Linked DNA regions of Homo sapiens: region 2 is linked to region 1. The links are chromatin loops, found by intact Hi-C in ENCODE. Cell type or tissue: Caco-2. All regions are shown on one strand. Links, peaks and the distances in the headings refer to the core of each region. The heading gives the core; the rest is flanking DNA.

Region 1 (12,582 bases), core at 110-8,109:
ACTCCATAAGCACAGTAGTTTTAGATATTGCAAAGAGTTTCTTTTAAATATCAACACATGGTCACTTGTACCTTTTAATGTATCAGAAGCTATGGGGTAGGTTTTGGGTCCTAGGATCATTTCTTTTCAGATGTTCAGTGTGAATTCTTCCATATCTTTAGATTAAGTCTGACAAAGCTTTGTGTGTTTGTTTTAGTTGTTGGTGAAAAAGAGAAAATCAGTGGCACTGTTAATATCCGCACAAGAGACAATAAGGTCCACGGGGAACGCACCATTTCTGAAACTATCGAGCGGCTACAGCAGCTCAAAGAGTTCCGCAGCAAACAGGCAGAAGAAGAATTTTAATGAAAAAATTACCCAGATTGGCTCCATGGAAAAGGAGGAACAGCGTTTCCGTAAAATTGACTTTGTACTCTGAAAACGTCAATTTATATTGAACTTGGAGGAGTTTGGCAAAGTCTGAATAGGTCAACCTGCAGGCGTAACTATTTTTGACCTAGTCAGTTTTTAAACAATGTGCATTTGAAGGAGTTAATTAAAAGAGAGCCAATAAAATGATTTTACTCATTCAGTATCTGAGTACTGGAAGTGAAACATGAGGAATGCTTTAGTGTAATGTGGGAGAACTTTTTTGTAAATTTAATGCAATTGAAAAAGTTTTCAAATTCAATTAAGATAACTAGAATTGGATTATGGTGTAAAAATAAAAAAAAAATTTATTCACATAAGTTTCAAGACTGCTCTGTCCCTCACATGTACACATACATGCCTGAGACAGATAATGTGGTTCAGTATTTATCTTTACAGTTTTACAGCAAATATAATGCAGGGTGGATGGAGACGGGGTAGGTCTGCAGCATCATAATGCTATTCATAAACTGGGTGTGAGCTGGGTGCTGGCTTCTCAGAGGATAAACACTTTTGGGAGTGTCATTTTTACTTAATGTTGGATGGACACCTTTTCAAACAAAAACTACCATGGATCTATTACAGAGTAGATTTGCACAAATGTTTAAGATAAAACGTGAATCTTCAGAGAAATATCTGTTTATGGCAGACTGTTCTGGACCATAGAATCACTTGGTTTACAAATTCCCTATTTTCTCATAAGGGATCATTTTCAAAATCTTCTACCAATAAATGGTGATTGAAAGGACAGCACAAAGTAAATAATTTCTTATGTGGATAAATACTAATTCCTCCTTGTTAGAATGATATTTTAAAAGTAACATCTTTTTTTTAATTTTTTTTGAGACAAGATCCTTTGTCCCCCAGGCTGGAGTGTGGTGCCATGATCTCGGCTCACTGCAACCTCAGCCTCCCAAGTAGGTGGGACTAAAGACATGTGCCACCATGCCTGGCTGATGTTTGTATTTTCTATAGAGATGGTTTCATCATGTTGCCCAGGCTGGTATCAAACTCCTGGATAAAAGAGACCCACCTGCCTCAGTCTCCCAAAGTGCTGGGATTACAGGTGTGAGCCACCACGCCCAGCCTAAAAAGCAACATCTTGTCAGTGCTATAATCTCAAATAGCTTGTTTGCAAGGTGTGATGGTTAATACTAAGTGTCAACTTGATTGGATTAAAGGATGCCTTTATTGTTTCTGGGTGTGTCTGTGAGGGTGTTGCCAGAGAGATTGACATTTGAGTCAGTGGCCTGGGAGAGGCAGACACACCCTCTGTGTGCGTGGGCACCATCCAGTCGGCTGCCAGTGCAGCTAGAACAAAGCGGGTGGAAGAAAGTGGGATTAAGTTGGCTTGCTGAGTCTTCTGGCTTTCATCTTTCTCCTGTGCTGGATGATTCCTGCCCTTGGACATCAGACTCCAGGTTCTTCAGCTTTTGGACTCTTGGACTTATACCCGTGGTTTGCCAGGGGCCTTCTGGCCTTTGGCCATTGACTGGAGATGGCACTGTCGGCTTCCCTGCTTTTGAGGCTTGGACTCGGACTGAACCACTACTGGCTTCCTTGCTCCTTAGCTTGCAGACAGCCTATCGTGGGACTTCACCGTGTGCTTGTGTGAGTCAATTCTTACTAAATTTCCTTTCATATATACATATATCCTATTCTGTCTCTCTGGAGAACCCTGACTAATACACAAGGGTCACTTCAAAGAGAAGCTAATTTGCATAGATTAATTTTCACTTTAATAAAGGAGCTAAGATCTTTAATCATAGAGGGCTTTTCTTTTGAAACTTTATAATTAAGCCTTGCTTCTGAACAGCTTTAAAATTAACTTTTGTGATAGAGTTGTAATTTTTATGTGTCTGAAAGAAACTTAATTTTATACTTAAACCAGACTCAACATTTAGAGAAGCTTTATAAATCTTTCAAAACTTGGGATAAAAAAGTGTAATAAAGACATAGTTTAGTGGGACTGGAAATCAAAGGTTTCTCTTGATCTAACTAACACCTACTTAGCTTAGTCCTCACTTCTAGTGGAATCATTAGAGGGCCACTGTCTTGATGGGAGGGTTCTTGTGTGGGGTTTTTTTTTTTTTTTTTTTTGAGACAGGGTCTTGCTCTGTCACCAAAGCTGGAGAGCAGTGGCACAGTCAGGGCGCACTGCTGCTTTAAACTCCCGGATTCAAGTGGTCCTCCCACGGCAGCCTCCCGTGTAGCTGGGACTACAGGTGCATGCCACCACACTTGGCTAATTTTTTTTTTGTTTTATTTTTTGTAGAGATGAGGTTCCTACTATGTTGCCCAGGCTGGTCTCAAACTCGTGGGTTCAAGCAGTCTTGCTGCCTCAGCCCCACAAAGTGCTGTGATTACAGGTGAGAGCTACCACACCCAGGACCACTCTCTAAGAGCTACTATAATTGTGGGTTTACGCCATCTAAGTTCTTATCTGTAATTTTGTTTTCCTCCCTTTCCTGGACAGTGGAGACTGATCTGCTTACAGTTCTTCATGCATCAGTTCTGGCATATAACTTGAAGATTTGAAAGAACCCAATTGCTAAGCTTTCTTGAGCATCTAGTCTATTGTGAGTTATATGGTCTTGATAATTAAATAAACAGGAACAATTTGAGAACAATAATACCTGCAACTGCCACGTGACAAAATCTGTAAAGATAGATTTTGCGAAGTAGAGAGGTAAAACTCAAACCAGATGGTGAAAAAAGTGATGACCAGGGCAGGAAATTTGAGAAACAAGATTAAGGCTTGCCAGAAATACAGCAGTGATGTTAAGAAGGTATAAGGGTAAAGGGTGAAGTTACCTCAAATGATGGGCTGAGTTCAGAATCTTGTGTACTTCATGAATCTTGCTTCAGTTCCTCACCTTTACTACAGCGATAGACACCTGCACCTTATCTCAGGCCCCCTGCACTGTGACTACTAGACAAATGCTTCTCAAATTACAATGGCCATATGAATCACCAGGAGATGGCGTTAAAATGCAGGCTGATTCTGTAGGTCTGGGCTGGATTGGAGACACTGTATTAACAAGCTCCCAGTTGATGTTGAGAAACACACTTTGAATAGAAGGCCGTCATTCCCACTCTGACTGTCCTTATTCTGTTCTGCCTAAAAAAAAAATAAAAAATAAAAAATAGGGAAAAAAGGCTTATAAGGAAACCAACTTTTTGTCCTTTTGACCTCCATCTCTCTTCCTCTTGCTGAGGCAACCACTTTCAGACACACCAGTGTATATCTCTTTTCCTATTTCTAAATACTATTGCAATCTCATTATTTTTAATAGCGATGCCCAGGCCACAGTGTGGTGGCTCATAGCTCACTGCAGCGTCAAACTCCTTAGCTCAAGCAGTCCTCCTGCCTCAGCCTCCCAAGTAGCTGGGACTACAGGTATATACCACCATGCCTGGCTAATTTTTTTGACTTTTTATTTATAGAGATGGGATCTCACTGCGTTGCCCAGGCTAGTCTTGAACTCCTGGCCTCAAATGATCTTCCCACTTCAGCCCCCAACATAGTTGAGATTGCAGGAGTGAGCCACTATGCCTGATTGTTGCTGTCTCTTTTTTCATTACTCTTAGAACCCCTCTCTTGACTTCCTGTTTCAGAAAATGAGGAATTTATTTCACAATCTATTTCTTCCCTCCATCCTTATGATGTCATATCTCAATTTTTTGTGAAATCCATATTAGGTGCCTTTGTTATTATGACCATAAATATTATGCTCTAATAAGCCACGTAGTATTGTATTCTATGATTACTTTTTTTTAAAGTACTTTTCTGTATGAGTTATTGGAGTTAATAATCATTCTTTTCTTTTAAAATGTTTTCTTTAGGCCAGGCATGGTGGCTCGTGTCTGTAATCCCAGCACTTTGGGAGACCAAAGTGGGTGGATCACTTGAGGCCAGGAGTTCAAGACCAGCCTGGCCAACGTGGTGATTCCTCGTCTCTACGCAAAATATAAAAATTAGCCAGGCCATGGTGGCGCATGTCTGTAACCCCAGCTACTTGGGAGGCTGAGGCAGGAGAATCGCTTGGACCTAGGAGGCAGAAGTTGCAGTGAGCCGAGATTGTGCCACTTCACTCCAGCCTGGGTGACAGAGTGAGACCCTGTCTCAAAAATAAAAAATAAAAAATGTTTTCTTTGGCTGGGTGTAATGGTTCACTTCTGTAATCCCAGCACCTTGGGAGGCCACGGTGGGCAAATTGCATGAGCTCAGGAGTTCGAGACCAGCCTGGGCAACATGGCAAAACCCCGTCTCTACCAAAAATATAAAAAATTAGCCGGGCATGGTAGCATGCACCTGTAGTCCCAGCTATTCAGGAGACTGAGGTGAGAGGATTGCTTGGAACCAGGAGGTGGAGGTGGCAATGAGCTGAGATCATGCCTCTGTACTCCAGCCTGGGCGCAAGACCCTGTTTGAAAAATAAATAAATAATACAGTAAAATGTTTTCTTTGTGGCTGGGTACAGTGGCTCATGCCTATAATCCCAGAACTTTGGGAGGCTGAAGGAGGAGGATTGCTTGAGGCTAGGAGTTCAAGACCAGCCTTGGCAACACAATGACTTTTTTTCTTAACATTTGGAAGAAATTGCCCCCATTTTCCTCTGCCTTCCTGTGTTTTTATGAGGAAGCCGTTTTTATTTTCATACCTTTGTATGCCACCAGTCATTTTTTTTCTCTGAAAGATTTAGATGTCTTTTCTTGGGCCTAATATTCTAAAATTTCATGACTGTGTCAGTCTTTTGCCTTCCGTCGTGGTGAGCAGTCTTCATTCTGGAGACCTGGATCTTTCAGTTCTAAATACTTTTGTATTTAGTCTTTGGTGGTTTCCTTCCCTACCTTGTTCTCTCCTTAATGGGCCTTCTATTATTTAGGTGTTCTATTTTAAGGGATATTTTCTTAACTTTCTCTTCCCATTTATTCTTCTATTGTGTTTTTAAATTTTTTCACCTGTATTTCTTTTTTAAGTTTTCAGTGTTTCTGTTTATATATCAATGTATCCTGTTTTGGTTACTTGGATTGGATTTATTTCCTTAGAGCATTCATTTTAATCACATTGAAGTTTTATTCAGCATGCTGCATTTTTATTTCTTTTAAGTTTGTTTATTGATATTTTGGTCTCTTTCATATTGTAAGCATGCCTTGAGGGCAAATAGCCTTGCTAGTTGTTGTTACCCCTCCTGCCATTTGCAGGTGCTTAAATTTGACCTTCACTCTGTCTATTGCATCATTTTCTGATACCCCATTCACTTTCCATCTTATAAACCAAAAATAAAATTCTAAGCCCCCCAATCAACTGAATGGACCCCTCCTCTCAGCCAAGGGCCTTCCAAAGTTAACCTAAAAAACGAGTTCAGGCCATAATGGGAAGGCAGTTCAGACATGCCTGATTGTACCCACCTCCCTTTGGAATTCAGGCACAACTGACCTGCATTAACATTAAAACAGAGACCTTAACGACTGACAAAACAGTTTTTCTAGCAATAAGATACCAACATGACAGCAGGCCCTGAAAGAGATTATTTTACCCTAAAAATATATATTTCTTTGACATATTTTCAGATGGCCCTGCAGAACTGTCTGATAAGGGAAAATCTACATTCTACAGAGAATCCCCTTCCCTTTCCAAGTCTTTAATCCCAGAGAGAATTAATTAAGAGTCTGGCACCTTTTTAAATCTTAAAAGAAAATTTTGCCATCTATTCTCTCTGAAGCCTGCTACCTGGAGGCTTTGTCTATTATACATAAGAAGGACCTTGGTCTCCACAACCCCTTATCGTAATCCAGACACTCATTTCTATTGATTCCAGGTTTTTAGATAATAACTCTTTCAACCAATTGCCAATCAGAAAATCTTTAAATCATATATAGCCTGCAAGCCCTCATCTGGCATTGTCCTCTCTTTCCATACTGAACCAATGTACATCTTACATGTATTGATTGATGTCTTATGTCTCCCTAAGATGTATAAAATCAAGCTGTAGCCTGACTACCTTGGGTACATGTTCTTAAGATCTCTGGGGGCTGTGTTTTGGGCCAGGGTCACTCATATTTGGCTCAGAATAAGTCTCTTCAAATATTTTACAGAGTTTGACTCTTTTTGTTGGCAATCTTCAGAGATTGTGGTTTGGGGTTACAAATGTCTCCTGGCATGTCAGACTGCTTATTGCTCCACTAACTTCTTCTTGCACTCAGATTTAGTTGAGGAAGACAGTGTGCCCTAGGAGCACCCGTGAGATAGATTTGGCCAGTGAGATAGGAGTGGAAGTCCCTGGGTAGTGTTTCTTGGAAAGCTTACTAAATGGAATAAATTTTTGCCCTTTATTTGCCCTTCTTTGCCTTTCTTCCTCTTTTTGCTTAGAAGGCAATCCGGCAGCCATCTTGCAACTACAAGGTGACCATGAAAATGAAAACCACAGGTTAGTGGAGAACAGGATGATAGAAAGAGTTTGGATTATTGATAATGTGGTGGATGCACTGAATCTACCTGGACTGCCTAATTCTGCATTTTTGTATGACAGAAATAAAAGCCAACTTCACTGAATTACTGTGGTCAGATTTCTGGTCCAAAGATGGACAACTTCTTCTGTCTTTGTTTCAAGATTAATTTTGAGCAAACAGGGTTGAAACTCCTCTGCCACAGCTGGGCCTGGTGGCTCCCGCCTGTAGTCCCAGCTTCTCAGGCCACTGAGGTGGGGGGATTGGTTGAGCCTAGGAGTTCCAGGGTATAGTGAGCTATGATTGCACCTCTGCACTCCAGCCTGGGCAACAGAGATCCTGTCTCTAAAAAAAATTGGAAATTAAAATTTTAAAAAGTTGTATTAGTCCATTCTCATGCTGCTATGAATAAACATCGGAGACTGAGTAATTTATAAAGCAAAGAGGTTTAATTGACTCACAGTTCCGCAGGGCTGGGGAAGCCTCAAGACACTTAAGAATCATGGTGGAAGGGGAAGCAAACACGTCCTTCTTCACATGGCAGCAGGAAGAAGAAAAATGAGCAAAAGATGGAAAAGCCTCTTATAAAACCATTAGATCTTGTGAAAACTCACTCACTATCATGAGAACAGCATAAAGGTAACCACCCCCATGATTCAATTACCTCCCACAGGGTTCCTCCCATGATGTGGGGATTATAGGAGCTACAATTCAAGATGAAATTTGGGTGGGGACACAGCCAAACCATATCAAAAGTCCTCTGCCATGTCTGGTCTTTTAATTCCTTTGTTCCCCAACCTTCCACCCCTGATTGTCTCCTGCCCTGTCCCCCTTTTGTTTCTCTTCCTCAATAAGCCTTAATTTCCATGGCCAATCACTTATAAACCTCTTTTTCCAGTAATCCCAATTTCCATGCATCCATGTCCTGCTTGATTCATTGAACAAATGCTGAATGTTTCTCCAAATTCTACAGTTAAGAGACTGAGCACTGTTAGAGAAAACAGTCTAGAATTTTAAGAACTGGAGCTACTTCCAATTTGTTATCTCCAGCTTCAGCTGCACCATAATTTATCTCTATATGTAGTTTCCTTATCTAGTCCCTCAAGTCCCTCAGTAACTGTCACTACGTTCTTCAGATACCTACGTCTCCCCAAGATTGAATTTCCCTAAGAGCCTATAGAAAGCACATAACTTTATATTTTCAAATGTCACTTCACTTTTCGTCTACTCCCTGCACTATCAGCTGACTGTTTGCTTTCCTCCTACTTCATTAAATCTAGAAACTTGTATTAGTGTTTCCCTCCTTCCCTCCAGTAAATGAGGTCTTCTCCCTCCTTTTAAGTCCAACCATTCTACTGGACCTCTCGATCCTCTGATATAGAACCAAGGTAATGAGCTTTGGAGCCAGTTGAGTTGCTATTCTGTCTCTTCTTAGTTGGATAACCCACCATTTAATTTCTCTGAACCTCTTTACTTACCCATAAAATGTGAATAAAACCTTGATATGGTTTTGCTCTGTGTCCCTACCCAAATCTCAGGTGGAATTGTAATTCCTAGTGTTGGAGGAAGGGCCAGGTGGGAGGCGATTGGATCATGCGGGTGGATTTCTCCCTTGCTGTTCTTGTTATAGTGAGTTAGTTCTCACGAGAGATGGTTGTTTGAAAGTGTAGAGTACTTCCTCTTTGTTCTCTCTTCCTCCTGCCACCACGTAAGATGTGCCTTGCTTCCCCTTTGCCTTCCACCATGATTGTAAGTTTCCTGAGGCCTCCCCAGCCATGCGTAACTGTGAGTCAATCAAACCTCTTTTCTATATAAATTAACCAGTCTTGAGCAGTTCTTTATAGCAATGTGAGAATGGACAAATACATACCTCTTTCATTGAATCAGTAATAGCAATCAGTGGGCCTTATATAAAGTATACAAAAAGTAATGCTATTATTTTCATCTGCTCCCATACCTGATTCAACAGTTATCCCCTATATATCATCAACTTCTTCCCTAATTGCTTTCTACCTATAAACCTAAAAGTACCAACATCTTTTCTATTCCAGTGTATTCTGTGTCCCTGATATTCTGACTTCAGCTCTCACCACACAATTCAAATGGTGCTTGCCAAAGACCAAAGATACTCTGTGTTGCATTTGGCAACTCTCTCTGCCTTCACGTCTTTGCCAATGCTGCCTATGAAAGCTGGCATCTCCATCATGATCCAGCCGCATCTCTCTGCTGACTGGACTCGCCCAGTACCTTCTTCTTCCCAGTGAAAATAATGCTCCTTGTGCACTAGTTTTAAGGGAAGTTGGTGGAAGGCTTCCATCTTGAAGAGAAGATGAATAATGGGGGAAATTCCCCAAATGTAGTTTAGGGGATCCCTTTTAGGTCTTAGTGGGCTTTTTAGCTGGGTCTAGAAATCAAATTAATACCAGGCAGATTAACAAGAGAAAAGCACGTAAATTTTATTAGCTTTACATGTATGTGGAAACCACCTTTGCAAAAATTATGACAGCGAGAGAAGTCTAGCAAAGTTGACTCTGTTTTGTTTCTAGGCTCACAGGCTGACTGTTCTAACTCATTCCCGGGTGTAGGCCAAGCTAGCCATGGGAGGAATTTAGTTTATAGCTTAACTTTGAGGCAAGGATGATAATAGTCCCTCCCTAAAACTAACTCCCTACTTGCTTAGGAACCAAAGCCACCTTTGTAAACTAATGAAAGGCCATGAAATTAGGATTATGGGAGGAGCCTGAATTCTGCTAGGATTCTGGTAGGAACAGTTTCTGTAATCCATTACTGCTTGAGAGTCAAGTGGCCAGAGGTCACAAGATTCAAGACTTCCCCAATTGCTCCTATAGATAACATCACTATTGTAGAACCTAAGATTGATCTTTTGAGATTTTTTTCAGACTTTCGCATTCTGGTAGCCAACTGACCCCAGCCGGACCTGGGACTCATGACTCAGCCAGTCCTGTGGCCCTCACCCAAAGGCTGACTCCACACAGGAGAATCATTTTCCACACCCCTATGATTTCATTTCCAGCCAATCAGTGGCACTGGTTCCCTAGCCCGCTGCCCACCAAATTAGCCCTAAAAACCCTATCCTCTGAGTTCTCAAGGAGACTGATTTGAGTAATATTAATAACTCTAGTCATTCTTGGCTAGCTCTGCAATGATAAAACTCTTTCTCTACAGCAATATTATGGTCTTCGTGAATTGGTTTTGTCTGTGCAGTGGGCAGGAAGAACCTGTCAGGCAATTATAGATGGAGATTTTCACAAGAGAGTGAAGTCTGAAGAAGTGGTCAAAGAAAAATGCTTTTATACTTTTTAGACGAAGAATGATAAATTTGAGAAGCAATGACAGAACAAAGGGGGTCTGGCTAGGAGCAGCAAATTTCTTTTTTTTTTTTTTTTCTTGAGACAGAGTCTCGCTCTGTCACCCAGGCTGGTGTGCAGTGACACGACCTCGGCTCACTGCAACCTCCGCCTCCTGGGTTCAAGTGATTCTCCTGCCTCAGCCTCCCGAGTAGCTGTGATTACAGGCACGCACCACCATGCCCTGCTAATTTTGTATTTTCAGTAGGGACGGGGTTTCACCATGTTGATCAGACTGGTCTTGAACTCCTGACCTTGTGATCCACCCACCTCAGCCTCCCAGAGTGCTGGGATTACAGGCATGAGCCACTGCGCCTGGCCTGGAGCAGCAAATTTCCAGGGAAGTCACTACAAAATATGTGAGTGTGGGTGTGTGTGAAACTAGTGGAAGATAAGGATTATTTCTATAAGTATATTTATTCAGGTCTATTGCAGTGCCCAGTTCCCAGTCTGGTGATAAGAGCTATTTTCTCACCCTGGTATAAGAAGTGTACCCCTTCATGGCTTGCTGCCTGCAGGAAGACACAGTCAGCTAGCTCTCTCTGAAACTACAATTTCTTTAATGTTTTCAACTTGAAATAATCAATATACCAATTTTGCATATTTTGGGATGGTACGTTCTTTACCTTTACAGTAGGAACAGAGCTCAAAAACTATTGAGTAACCAAAAAGCATGACCAACATCTATTCCCCTTACATTATCCCATACGCAGAAATCCAGGAGACTGAAATTTAATATATTAATGCATTTGATTTACATGCGTGTACTCAGACATCACAGAACCAGAGTACCACCCTAAGCTAATTTACTATTAAGCTTCTTGTAATAAATAATTACTTTCAAAAAAATTCAACTCTGGGAAGTTACAATTGTTACTGTGTTCATGGCTCTGGAAATGGGTATGTGATATTAAATTAGTCACTGAGTATTAATTCAATGTGCAGCTAACTGGGAAGTTTGCTTGAATAAGTTGTCTTGAGGGTTTTTTTTTTTTTTTTTTTTTTTGGTGGGGGAAGAGAGAGTGATTGGGCAGAGGTCAGACTCTTCTTCATAAGTGTTTGTTTTTCAAAGATTAGCCTTTATAACACCATTTCTAAATCACCTGGAATTCTCATTAAAATCCTAGGCTGATCTCTGACCTAAAAAAATCAATGGAGGAGAGGGAGTCTAGAATATATATGTTTTAACAAGCTTCTTAAGTAATTTCTTCCACTCTTTGAAGTTAGAGAGCTACTGTTTTATGTGAGAAATGCAGATACCTTGATGGAATATTAATTTAAAATTTTAAAGTTAATTATTTAATATATAAGGTGGTGTTCACATTGGTATATTTAATCTGTTGATTTGGAATAAAGTCTGCTACATACATTCTAGTCCACAAATTCTAAAGGGAACACATTTTACTTTTGTTAGCACATTTGAATTTCATATGCCTAACGTTTCCTAGCACTTATCAGTGCTCATTTCTCTAAGCTGGTGGCTACAATCAGGGCACAGCTTCTTACCTAAGCCACTAAAAAATTATCTTTGCTAGAACTGGAAATAGGGCTTATTTTCCCTCCTCCTGGGCTTTAGCCTCTAATTGTCACTTATTTCTTGAAATTTAAAAGTCATTCTCTTTCCAAGAAAATACTCCACAACTTTTCCTATTAGGTAATGTTTTGAAACCAGTGTTTCTCAAACTTCAGTGTGCGTCGGAAAAATCTAGGCTTGTGGAGTCTGCAGGTTTTCTGATTCAGTCATCATGGGCTGGGATAGGTGACCTGCACTTTGGGCATTTGCCCCAGTGGATTGCTGGTGCAAGGACCGCGCTTCAAACTCCACTTGGGCAGTCCTAGCTCCTCATGTTGTGGTTATTCTGCCATAATCATGATGAAGATAATTCAGTTGCCTAAGAAAGATTGTAACAAATTTGTCTCAGACTCATGAAGAATGCAGACAAGTTGAAGTCATCAAAGTGTTGTATTCAGATGGACAGAAACTCCAGGGCTGTGCAGCTGTGTGGGCTGAGCCTGTAGAGATGCTTCAGTGAGCTGTGGAGGGGGAGATGAATTCTAGGTATGCGCTGGATGATTTAGTAAGACCATAAAAACCCATATATCAACATTTGGGTAAGACTTTTTCTTCCTTCCTTTTTTCCCTCCTTTCCTTTCATCCATCCTTCCTTTTTGTGGTAGGCAATGTTAAAATAAGAACCTTCACCACATTAAATTTAATAGAGTTTAATGGAGTAAAAAGTGACTTATGAATAGGGCAGCCTCCTGAGCCAGAATAGGTTCAGGAAGATTCCAGGGTAGAAGATTTATAGACAGTAAAAGGAAAGTGGCATGCAGAAAACGGAGGGACAGAAAC
Region 2 (12,582 bases), core at 2,111-10,110, 120 kb after region 1:
CAGGCCAGGGGTGATGAACACTGGCTATTTTGCAATTTTACCTAGGGTCACTTTGGATTGGATAATGAGAAGGAAGGCAGGGGCTGATGAAGCTTGAATAATGCCAGTTTCCCCGCCGAGCCCTGAGCTCACCTCACTCCAGTTGCCCACTGTCCAGTCCGAGGGGCACAGGATGTCTCTGTTGCAGGAAAGGAGGGTCTTGGGCTTCAGCAGGTGCTGGCAGTCTGTGGGCGGGAGAGCCTGCTCGTCAGAGACCATGGTCTGGATGCACAGCACGGTTCGCTTCTTCTCCCCGTGGGGCCCGCATGTCGCCGAGCATGCTTCCCACTCCCCTGCCCACCACCTGCAGGCAAACATGGATATGTGAGAGAAGATCGCCAACTTACGCATATGTTCCATTCAACCACTGAGAAAGCAGGGGCAGAAATGCAGATCACAGGGCTGGAAGGGCCATGGAGACACTCCAACCCACTAGGGGGCGTGCTGCAGACAGGGCCACCGTGTCTTCAATCATAGCTCCGTAGCTCTGCAGGGCGCCTGGCATGAGCTGTTGCTAAATACGCATGTTTTTGAATGAGAAAAAAATATATATGCATGCCCTCTCTTTTCAGGAAGAAAACTGAGGTCCAGGGTTCTGCTGTGCAACTTTAAGCAAGTTTAAGCCTCGCTTTCTCATTATTCAATGGGTGTGAAAATATATTTTCTTTATATGAGTGTTGTGTTGTACATGAAATGAAAGACCAATTCATGTAATGTGCATAGTACAGAGCCTGACATATAACAAGAACTCAAGCATTTGTTATGATTTATTGTTATTTTGACCATGCTATTGAATAAAAGAGTCCAATTAGACTCTAGGTCTCCTGGCTCTTAATTGAATGTAAAGTAGCTACTTAAACATAAATTTTTAAATTATTTAGGAGGCGATCAATCAGGGATATTGCCTTTATTTTTTTCCCTATCTCCTGCAGTCTACTTGTTAATATTCTCACTGGTCCCTTTGATAAGAAATGAGTAGAAAAAGAATAAACATAAATAAAATCGTTTTTTACTCAATAATCTAGGATGTGGGCCCACTGGTTACATAAAAGTAGCTTTTGAAAATGGCAGGGAGCCATCTCTTGTCCATCTTCTCCATTATTGTGCAAATCTTCCCCAACACCGAAGACAGATTGAGTGTCTTCACCCAGTGTGGTTTGTGTCCATTATTTTTCCTGTGTACAGCCCGCTTGTCCATCCCTTCATATAGTAACAAGTGGGGCACTTCTATTTTTCATGGGAAAATAGTACACTGGGGGAAGTCCTTCATTCCTGACTTCAGGAAAGCCTCCTGACTTGAGACAGCATTGAATTTTGGTAATTTTGAAGATAAAACTTTTTACTTTTATTTTTATTTACTAAATATTAGATTTATTTATGTAGAATTTCTTTTGATTGTGACACTTTTAATCTCAAGTTAAAAATATCAGAAGAAAGCAATTCCTCAATTCAATCATATTCTTCATTTAATAAGTAATTGAGATTACTTATTTATTCTTTGGTGTTTAACATCAGTGGATAAAGAGCTAATAATATTGGAACAGTATGATGTGAAACCAAATAAGTGCCCCACTGTATTAATCTAATTACTTTGTCCTGCCTCTGACTTTTCTAAAGGAGGGCAGGCCAAGGGAATATATAAAATGCCATTCTGAAAAGGTCTTAATCTGAGTTGGTTGAAAGCCTAATTTATCTAAGTACTTGCTACAGGGCTTTCAGCTGTATTACTGCAAAGTGATAATAGACGTTCTTGTTTTCTCTTCTTGGAGTTTTCTCTACAGTCCCTTAGGGGACATATTGCCTGTGATTTTGCTATAGTCTGAATGTGTTCCCCAAAACATATGTGTTAGAAACTTAATCCTCAATATAACAGTGTTGGGAGGTGGGATCTGATGGGAGGTGTTTAGATCGTGAGGGCTTTACCATCATGAATGGATTAAGGCCACTTGGAAAAGGATTTGGGAGTGGTTTACTCCCTCTCACTCTTCTGTATGAGGACATGAACGTTTGTCCTCTGTTGCCCTTCCTCCTTCAGCCTTATGAGGATGCAGCAAGAAGACCCCCGCCAGATCAAATGAACCTCCAATCTTGGCCATCCAATCTCCAGAACTGTGAGAAATGTTTATTTTTAAAAGAAATTTATTTTTTATTTTTATAGAGAAAGGGTCTTGCTTTGTCACCCAGGCTAGTCTCGAACTCCTGCGCTCAAGTAATCCTGCCGCGGCCTCGCAAAGTGCTGGGATTACAGAGTGAGCCACCATACCTGGCCACGAAATAAATTTGTTCTTTATAAATTACCCAGTCTGTGGTATTCTGGTACAGCCACACAAAATGGACTAAAACAGCTTAGTCTTAGTCTCACAAGATTAAAGTGAAAACCATCTTCTTCTTCCTTTTTTTTTTTTTTTTTTCCTGTAAAGGTCTTCCAGGTCCAGGGCTCAGGAGCCATGGTCCAGTTGTTCTCTGCTGCCCATCTCATTCTTTTGGGTGTTTGCCATAATCCCACCTCTTGTTGGAGATTTCTAAAATACTGTTTTTATATTTATGGAGATTTTATGTTTTATCTAAATGTCTAAGTGTGTGTGTGTGTGTGTGTGTGTATGTGTGTGCCTATGTTTGAGATCTTTGAAGAGCCTGTAGTTGTTCCAGAATTCTGTAAAAGTTTACTGTAGTTTGGATATGAGTCCTCTCTGAGATCAAGTAGAAGGGATGGGTTAGAGACCCTTTGAACCTCTCTTTTATTTTTAAAAGAACCCTTCTTTTATCAGTAGCTTCTACTGATTCCCCTATCAGTATATGTTCCAACAGCGCTGATCGCCAACAAACCAGGACACGTCACTCTTTCTAACCTTCATTACTCAGATAAATGAAAGTCCAAAACTGAATTTGTTAAACCCTTGCTGAGAATAGTAATTTCCTTTAAGAAATCAAATTTTATAATTATCATCTTTCTTTGTACTAATATTTTTCCTAATAGAATTTACATTCCAAAATCCGATTCAACTAAACATTTCAAATTCTGACAAAACCATGACTACAGTATAAGCACTCTTACCTCCTGGCTCTGTGTACCCATTGTCTCCATATTCTCATTATATCCCATTCCTCCAGCCTCATTTTCCCTAGCTTTCTTGTCCCCTACACACACCATGCTCAGTCCTTTTCCCTCTTTCATGGGCTTTTCCCAGTCTCAACGATCTTATTCCTTTCATTTCGATCAGAAGGTCTCAATCAGCAGAGATTTCTGCAGCTTCCCTCCCCAGGGGACATTTGGGAATGTCTGAAGACATTTTTCGTCGTCACAAATCAGTGGTGACAGGGAAAGGGGGGTGGGTTTCTATTGGCATCTAGTGGATAGAGTCCAGGGATACAGCTAAACCTCCTACATTGGCACTAGACAGCTTCCCACAACAAAAAACTATCCAGCCCAGTAAGCCAGGCGCGGTAGCTCACGCCTGTAATCCCAGCACTTTGGGAGGCTGAGGTGGGCGGATCACCTGAGGTCGGGAGTTCGAGACCAGCCTGACCAAAATGGAGAAACCCCGTCTCTACTAAAAAAAAAAGAATACAAAAATTAGCTGGGCGTGGTGGCACATGTTTGTAATCCCAGCTACTTGGGAGGCTGAGGTAGGAGGATCGCTTGAACCTGGGAGGCGGAGGTTGCGGTGAGCCGAGATTGCGCCATTGCACTCCAGCCCGGGCAACAAGAGCGAAACTCCGTCTCAAAACAAACAAACAAAAAAAACAAAAAACAAAAAAACAAAAAACAAAACAAAACAAAAAAAACTATCCAGCCCAAAGCAGCAATAGCGTTGAGGTTGAGAAACCTTGATTTAAGTCATATGTCATTATTTTGTGGACTGAAACCTACATGTAGCTGCCAGAGTTTAAAAAAATCACTGTCAGAGGTTTATTGAGTACTTTGGATATGCTAGGCACTATCACAGCTGTGGCCTAGCAGAGCTTTGCTTTGCTGAAAACCAAAATTCAGAGAGAAGTCAGTAGGGAGAAGGGACTCAAATAACCTCTTTCTGGAGTCAGATATATTAAATTTTCAAAGAATTTCTTTCTTGACAGCCTACCCTCTCCTGGAACATGCTCTACAAGGCTTTCATCCTGAAAGCCATTGGCAATGTAATATATATTTTTTTATGTTTAGATAATCAAAAGTTTTTATTAAATCTTAAAAAAATCTCTCTCAAATACTCCTTTGGGGAAGAACACAGAATGTTGAAATTGGTTGTAAAAACAAGATATTACTGAAGAAAAATGATCCATAAATAAATAAGATTAAACCTTGCACAGGAAATTTTTTGGGAAAGGAAATGACAGCTCCCAGTGATGGGTATGAACTTTTTAGAGATCATGGAAATTCGGTGACAGAAGAAGATATTGCAGCTTGAAATTCATATACAAGGAAACTAGTGAACTAATCTTGCAAAAACAAATAATATTAGTTTATTATTTATTTATTTTTAAAAAAGCAAATCGCCAGGCACATGGGCTCATGCCTGTAATCCCAGCACTTGGGGAGGCTAAGGCGGGTGGATCACTTGAGGTCAGGAGTTTGAGACCAGCCTGGCCAACATGGTGAAACCTAATCTCTAGTAAAAATACAAAAATTAGCCAGATGTGGTGGTGTGCGCCTGTAATCCCAGCTACCCACGAGGCTGGGGCAGGAGAATTGCTTGGACCTGGAGGCATGACTTAGTTTTGGAGTCAAGCATTCATAACATTTTTATTGTGTTTTAATGTGAGAGAAAAAGTTTAAATGTAGGGGATTCTGGTTCTAGTACTGAAACCTGCTTATCCTGAGATCCTAGGCAGCAGCATGGTGTAGCAGCACATACAGAGGCAGCACAGCAAACAGATCTGGGTTCAAATCCCGACTCTACAATTTGTAGCTAAGTGACCTAGGAAAATTTTGGTGAAAGCTTTAGAGTCTTCATTTGTATAATGAGCATAAATGTATCTACAAATTAGGGTTGCTTACAGGCTTAAATGATATGGTTATGTGGAAACAGCTTGGAAAATAGTGCATTCTTAAAAAGTGCTAGTTTTTAACACAGGAACAGAAAACCAAATACCATGTCATGTTCTGACTCATAAGTGGGAGTTGAACAATGAGAACACATGGACACAGGGAGGGGAACATCACACACTGGGGCCTGTAGGGAGTTGGGGGGCTAGGGGTGGGAGAGCATTAGGACAAATACCTAATGCAAGCGGGGCTTAAAACCTAGATGATGGGTTGATAGGTGCAGCAAACCACCATGGCACATGTATATCTATGGAACATCCTGCACATTCTGCACATGTATCCCAGAACTTAAAGTAAAATTTAAAAAAAGAAGTGCTAGTTTTCTCTGCAGCCATTTCCCCTAGGGTATGGCATCAAATTTCTCTGAACCTTTATCTCCTCATATACCACCTCAGAGTAATACCCATACCCTGTCTTATGACTATTTCATAAATATTTGTAGAAGCTAAAATGCAATCATAAATAAAAAGCACTTTTGTAAATTGGCCATTGATATGGCTTGGCTGTGTCCCCACTCAAATCTCAGCTTGAATTGTAGCTCCCATAATTCCCACGTGTTGTGGGAGGGACCTGGTGGGAGATAATTGAATCACGGGGGCGGATTGCCCCATACTGTTCTCATGCTAGTGAATAAGTCTCATGAGATTTGATGGCTTTATTAGGGCAAAACCCTTTCACTTGGCTCTCATTCTCTCTTGTCTGTAGCCACATAAGACATGCCTTTCCCCTTCTGCCACGATTGTGAGGCCTCCCTAACCACATGTAACTGTGAGTCCATTAAACCTCTTTTTCTTTGTAAGTTATCCAGTCTTCATTATATCTGAATGTTTCATGCAGTTCTACTTAGCTTATTATATCCTACTTGAGAGTGCATTTTCAGAAATTATACCTGTATGTATTATATTGTGCCTAATTAACATTCTCAGCAGTCAAAAATCTCACAGTTCATGAACTCTGTGGAGTAGTAGGCAATGGACTAGCTCTAAGAAGGGCTGTCTTCCCTGCCTCATTCTTCCCTGAGAAAGTAACATAACTGCAATTTCAGGTAAAACCTAGTGCTAGCCTTATCTTCCCTTGTCATTTCTAGTTCTTCCTGGCAAAAGAACCACAGGAAGGAGCTACAGCACGGAGAGGCAATGACACATTTCTGTCCTGCTTCAATAGTGGTGGGGTCCAGCTCCTACCTAGAAAAAGCCACAGAACAGAAGAGAAAATAAACCTCTCTCTCTGAGCTGAGAATACCCTGGCCTCTGGGTCCTGCCTGTTTGGACTGCTAAGAGACTGACATCATTTTTTTCAACTGTCTTGTCCTGACTCTTCTTTCTAACCTAGTTCTTGGATATTTATCACATTCTAGCTCTTCTTTAGAATCCACCCTGTCACCTGTTTGAGTCTCCCCCTTGTTTAAATGCCTCATAGTGTGTCTGCTTAGAACTGGGATGAATGCTTGATGGACTCTGCAACATAAATACATCCCTGTTTAAGGTTGCCAGAGAATGAAGACTCTTTCTGGAAATCAACCAATATTCCTTCCTTTCTTCCTCTTTCCTCTCCCTTTTTCCCTCCCTCTTTTCTTCTTCTCCTTCTTCCTCCTTTATCTTTTTCCTTTCTTTTTTTTCTCTCTCTTTTTTTTAAACATAAGCCTGGCATAATAACATCCCAACTACCTTCTAGGATCCCAATCTCTTGAACCAATGTGATTAGCAACACCCTGAATATTGCTGAATATCTCTATAACAGTGGCTGTCAACTGAGGATGATTTTACCCCGTAGTGGAAATCTGTCAATGTCTGCAGACATTTTTAGTTGTCATAGCCTGGACTGGGAGGGAGGGAGTTCTACTAGCATCTAAGTAAACACAGGCCAGCAATGCTGCTAAGCCTCCTGCAATTCACGGACAGCCCCCCACAACAAAGAGTCAGCCAGCCCCACGTGCCAGTAATGTCAAGATTGGGAAAACCTGCTCTCTGAGCCCCCTCTTCTGGACAGCCTGAAGTACAAGTGGGCACTGTGATCGGAAGGTGCCAACCTTTTGTCTGAAGGCTGGTGTTGCACTGGTAAAGCCCTTGGAAAAGACAATTCTGTAGTAAAACTACTTTTGGGTGATCCACTTAGCACTCTCTTCACCAATGCTTTGGCAGTTAGTCTTGCCAAATAATTAAACACAGAACACATCACCTTGTGAAAATACTGCTCTTGGGAGAATATGTCCTCACAGCTTGCCACAGGCTCCAACAGCATAGCCACAGAAAACTCTAACCGCGTTCTTGTATTTATCCAAATAACAAAACCACACAATATTTCTTTATCAGCAAGCACTAGGTCACTCTTGAGTCAGACATCACTGTAGGCAGACACACAGAGCTCCAGCTGTTAGCGATGGTTACCTGGGTGGACAAGCCTTTTCATGGCACTTCTTCTGTCTCCCATTGGGCTGTGTTTCTGGGTCACAGAATGTAGCTTTCACCATCCCGCGGCCCTTCTTTATGCAATGGGCAGTTTGGCGGCGGATACCTGGGGGTCAGACAGAAAGATTCACACATATTGAATCCTGAGCCCACATGCTCATGGTCAGGTGAGGTACCTGACCACGTCAACGATCATGCTGACGGCTGATGGGAAAGTTGTTCAAAAGTTACTTGGTTTTAAAGGAGGGATGAAGAATAGGGACCTCTTACAATTCACCCTGATGCTGCAGCTGGCAAGAGGAGGAGGAGAGCTTGCCTAGGAAAAACTGTAGATCATAGAGGTAGGAGGTAAAGTCTGTTCCATAGATTACAGTCCAGCCATGGAGACGAGACTAACACACACATGCCAGGTGGAAAACCAAATGAGATTTAAATAATGAAAGTAGGTTGGGCGCAGTGGCTCACACCTGTAATCCCAGCACTTTGGGAGGCAGAGGCAGGTGGATCACTTGAGGTCAGAAGTTCGAGATCAGCCTGGCCAAAATGGTGAAACCCCATCTCTACTAAAAATACAAAAATTAGCTGGGTGTGTTGGTGGGCTCCTGTCATCTCAGCTACTTGGGAGGCTGAGGCAGGAGAATCCCTTGAACCCAGGAGGCGAAGGTTGCCGTGAGCTGAGATCGTGCCACTGCACTCCAGCCTGGGCAACAGAGCGAGACTCTGTCTCCAAAATACTACTGCTACTACTAATGAAAGTAGATATCATCACCAGGTGTTATGAGGCAATTGCTACATTATTAGCGTAATTAAAGGATAGAGGAGACAGATATCTTTATATTAGTTGATGTCAGTAAATTCTGAAAGACTGAAATACAATTTAAAATAATGTTGTGAAGTTTGAGATGTTATGTTTTTTAAAATACAGGGATTTGATAGCAAGGATTGATAATCCTGCTGCCTTCAGAGACCAGGTAGTTAATGTAAGTAAGGGACTCACACAGGGTCTATAGGCAAATGAAGCCTTGTCCCAGGCACTGTTCTAAACTATGTGTATTTATATCAATAATGTATTACCTGTTATCTATTATGATGTATAATAACCCAAACCTCTCAACAACCCAATGAAATCAGCACCGTCATTATCATTATCTGACAGGCGAAGAAACTGAGGCACAGTGAAGTCACAAAGGTTGAGAAAGGGAAAGGACCACTGACTTTGATAACTAGGACATCATTAGCAAGGGAATGTAGAGGAGTGGCCAGACTGTCATGGACTGAAGTGAAGGGGCAGTGAAGAAGCAACTCAGCATCTCCCTTGAAAGGGCTAGTGCTCACATGTGACACGTGAAACACTGGGTAAGAATACTAAAGACTAAGAACCCTGAAAGGCAGAACAGTCTGTACAAAGGCTGGCACCCTGAGCTCTCAGGATGTCTAGACCTTGTGTGGGCTCACTGGTGTACAGAACTCCAGAATTGGAAAGGCCCGGAGCAATCCAACGAGCTGGTCACCTCCTCCCTTTACAGCCAAGGACACTGAGGGGCTTTCCCTCAGTCACACAGCTCGCAGGACTGACCTGGAACCTGCTGTCCTACCACCCACCACCTCGCACTGCCTCAGCATGGACTCGCTTCAGCCAAATCCCCCTGATGCCAGATGGCATCTTGTCACTTAAAAAAGTGTCAGAGGGAGTTGCAAAACAGTAAGTAAATCCTTTAAAAAAGAACAATTTTTTTTTTTTGAGAAAATTCTGTTTTCAAGAGACAAGTAAACCTTCAACCTCTCAGGCTTTCCCAACTAACAGATGTCGGTGGAATAGAGACTCGGATCATTGACATCAGAGAAGCTGACATGCATCTGCCATTGGAGAGTGGGGGAAAAAAGTTTAGCTGCTTAGAAGTTTCATTAAAGCTTGGGTGGTTTGGCAAATTCTTGATGTCAAAACATGAAAAGGACCGTCAGATGACTGTAACAGGTTGGAAACATTCCGAAAAGGCTTGTATCTGTGCACGAATAGCAAAGGTAAGTGTGCTTAGTGTCCCTGTCTCCAGAAGGGCACAAAACCTTACATAAAATCCCCTTCGGAAAGTTAATAACATGGCATGGGTCAATCCACTGCACCAGCTGGGAGATGAATGGATAGGCCAGGCAGATGTCATCAAGGGCAAAAGGAAAAGGGATAACTATGTGTCAGAGTTTCTCCACTGACATTAATGGTCCTGGTGACCATTACTCTTCTCTCAGCAACTGCATTCTTATATGCTACAGCCCTTGTATGTGCCAGATACCAAGCTAAGCCCAATCTTCCAATGAGGGCCCCAACCCAGTAGGTCGACCCCCTGACATTATAGGATAGCCAAGGGCTTCTTTCTCAAGTCTGATGCTTGTGTGTTCATTTGGTAAAATTTAATTTATCAATTCATTTCTTATCTATTCCTGCTTAAATAAAAAAAAGAAAAGAAAACAAATAGAATCCAAGCGTCCTGAGTTCTAGTCCCTACTTTTCCTTCTACACATCACTGGGTTTAGTCTGTAGGAAAATGAGAACAGTGATATTCATGCTGTTGGAGGGCAGGAAGCTCAGCTAGTTTATCCTGGAAGCATCTCTTACATTTTAAAAGTGATGCTCCATAAAAGGAAGACAAAGTTTAATCATTGGAAACCTTGGATAATGAAAGGATCTGGTTAATATAATTTTATGGTTAACCTAGAAAATGGTTTGTTGAAACGATTGTCAGGATGTTTCAAAATGATATTAGTTCATATTGCCTTCGTGAGTGTGCATATGGCAGCTCATATTTTCCAAAGGTGGCTGCAACAATATTCTCCCATTCAGCGTGCTCTTCTACAACATGACCTTGTCATCCCTCACTGAGACACAGAGTCTAATTCTCCTGGCCTTGAACTAAATGCAGAAGTGATGCTGTGTGACTTCAGAGGCCAGATTAGAAAAGGCCAAGCAACTTCATCTGCTGCATCTGTGTCTCAATCTCGGGACACTCCAGCTACCACAGTGGGGAAACTCAGCGCCCTTGGAAAGGCCACATGTAGGTCAACAGTCAGCCCCAGATGAACCTAGCCCTTGGATCAACCGGCTTAGGTGCCACTCACATGAATAAAACAGCATTCAGATGGTTCTAGCCCCCAGGCATTTGAGTCTTCCTAGCCAAAGTGCCAAACACAGTGGAACAGAGGCACAGCATACCCAATGTGTCCTGTCTCAATTTCTGACCCACAGGATCTGTGGCATAATAAAGGGGTGGATGTTTTACTACACTAATTTAAGGGTGCTTTGTTATATACCAGGAGTAATGGAAAGAACACTCAATAAATGTGAGCTTTCTTCTTTCCTCCAGTCAAGACCCAGAGCTGCAGTTGAGCTTGGCTTGCTATAGTCCAACCATGATTGATTTTATTGATTTTTCATGTTCTTTTCTCTTGTGCTACAGTTCTTCTGTTTTCCCTCCAGATCCACTGTGCCCCCTTCTCTTCCCTGCCCTAAACCTCAAGAAGGTCATCCTGTGGATTGCTGTGGCTTCCCATGAGATTTGGGAAATGGAGGCACTATCTCTTTAACTGCTCCTCCCCCTTAATTCTTTAGGCCTAGGGATGGTAGCCTTATTCCCCTGACCCTTCACTGTTAATGGGCAGGGGCAGTAAATTACCTTTCTTAATTTCCCTAAACCCTACCCATACCTTTGAAAGTAGGCAAGGTCGTCAGCTTGACTGTTCCAGCTGTTCCCTGCTGGGTCCCTAACTGGTAATTTCTCCTTTGCAGTAAAAATCCTAAACTATTCATCTTCAGTGATACACTCATTAACTCTGAAAATCGATTGCTGAAATAAAATCTTTCTTTGACATAGGATATTGTAATATCTCTTGTGGAGGGGGTTCAAATCAGTCACCCTTTTAAGAGCAGTTATCATTATGTGACACTGCAAATGCAGGAAATACAACACATTCAGCTAAGTCTATGTGACCTTGATCTTTCCCTGGAAATTAAAGAAAGATAAATGATATTGGCTTTTTATTTGGCTTGCTATTTTTTCCCTTTCTCTTCTATACTAAATATAGTCCCAAAAGAAATTCCAGCTAATTAAGGATGCCAATCAATCAATATGTTGCCACAGCACTAAGTTAACTGTTTATCTGGAAGCACTTACTTCAAAAGACACAAAGTAGAAATCAGTTGCATTCCAAAATATATGAGAACTAAATTCAAAATGTTATTTCCAGATGATTCTGAATGCCTTTCCCCAGGTAGCAACCAGAATGTTGCCATGCAGCAGTACTTAGTAAATCTCATTGGATACTAGCAATGAAAAGTCAACTAAGTGCCTTTAAAAGAACGTCTTCCTGTACTCTAAACAGGAGTACTCATCTTGAATGAAAATTATGCCTCGATATAAGGAACAAGCAATGTTCCTTACGTCTAAAAGAAAATGACATAGCTCATCATATTCTCAATTCAATATCCAGATTGTAAAATCAAGGGAGTTTGTTATGGTTAATTAAATTTGATTCAAAAATTCAGTTTAGACAACTGAAAGACTTAGATAAAACAAGTGAAGACATAGCTTATTGTAATGACTTATGGTTAAAACTATAGTATTTCCTGTTATGTATAAACTTAAGATTAGATACTTAAGACAGTGAACATTTAATTACAGCATGTGAAAGTTTCAAGGCATTGTATACTCAATCTTTAAAATACTGTTAAGGTCTCTTTTTTAAAATAACCATTTAAGTGAGAATGATACCAGTACAAGTTAAATTGCACATTAGCACGTAAATTACAATCCTCCCCAAATTAGACATAACATTGATTTTAATAATAGAAAATGATAACAATTCTGTGACTCAATAAAGAGCTTGTCACTTACAATTCCCCTAAATAAGTAGCAAACATTAACTTCACAAGAAGAAGAGAAGTGTAGGAATTGTTTATCCGTCCGTCTCTCTTGTCAATGAGTCCATTCTTAGCCAACTTTCACTTTAGGTTCCCACTAAATATTTACCTTTTTTCTTTCTGGCTCTCTAGGTTTCTTCACCTGTTTTCATGCTCTATGAGTTCAGATCTACCCTTCATAATGA

The links. Peaks named below come from ENCODE experiments on the same cell type or tissue, not always from the same donor. Only the 100,000 strongest peaks of a DNase experiment are listed, where the experiment ranks them.
Region 2: it touches region 1 in a loop (10-fold over the local background); 2 of 110 quality-filtered maps call a loop at or near these places.

What each region holds. Positions count from the first base shown.
Region 1 is chr5:33,467,364-33,479,945 of GRCh38, forward strand. TARS1 (threonyl-tRNA synthetase 1) reads left to right here. Exons shown (of 19, transcript NM_152295.5): 19 at 197-723. The coding sequence ends at 345. Among named protein-coding and RNA genes, the nearest start is that of TARS1, 33 kb to the left of the region's middle. In Caco-2, for the core only: no CTCF peak of the experiment used is centred there; a DNase peak (open chromatin) is centred at 3,368.
Region 2 is chr5:33,588,467-33,601,048 of GRCh38, forward strand. It overlaps ADAMTS12 (ADAM metallopeptidase with thrombospondin type 1 motif 12), which reads right to left. Exons shown (of 24, transcript NM_030955.4): 17 at 7,468-7,594; 18 at 133-343. Among named protein-coding and RNA genes, the nearest start is that of TARS1, 150 kb to the left of the region's middle. RefSeq lists a silencer at 390-439. In Caco-2, for the core only: no CTCF peak of the experiment used is centred there; no DNase peak of the experiment used is centred there.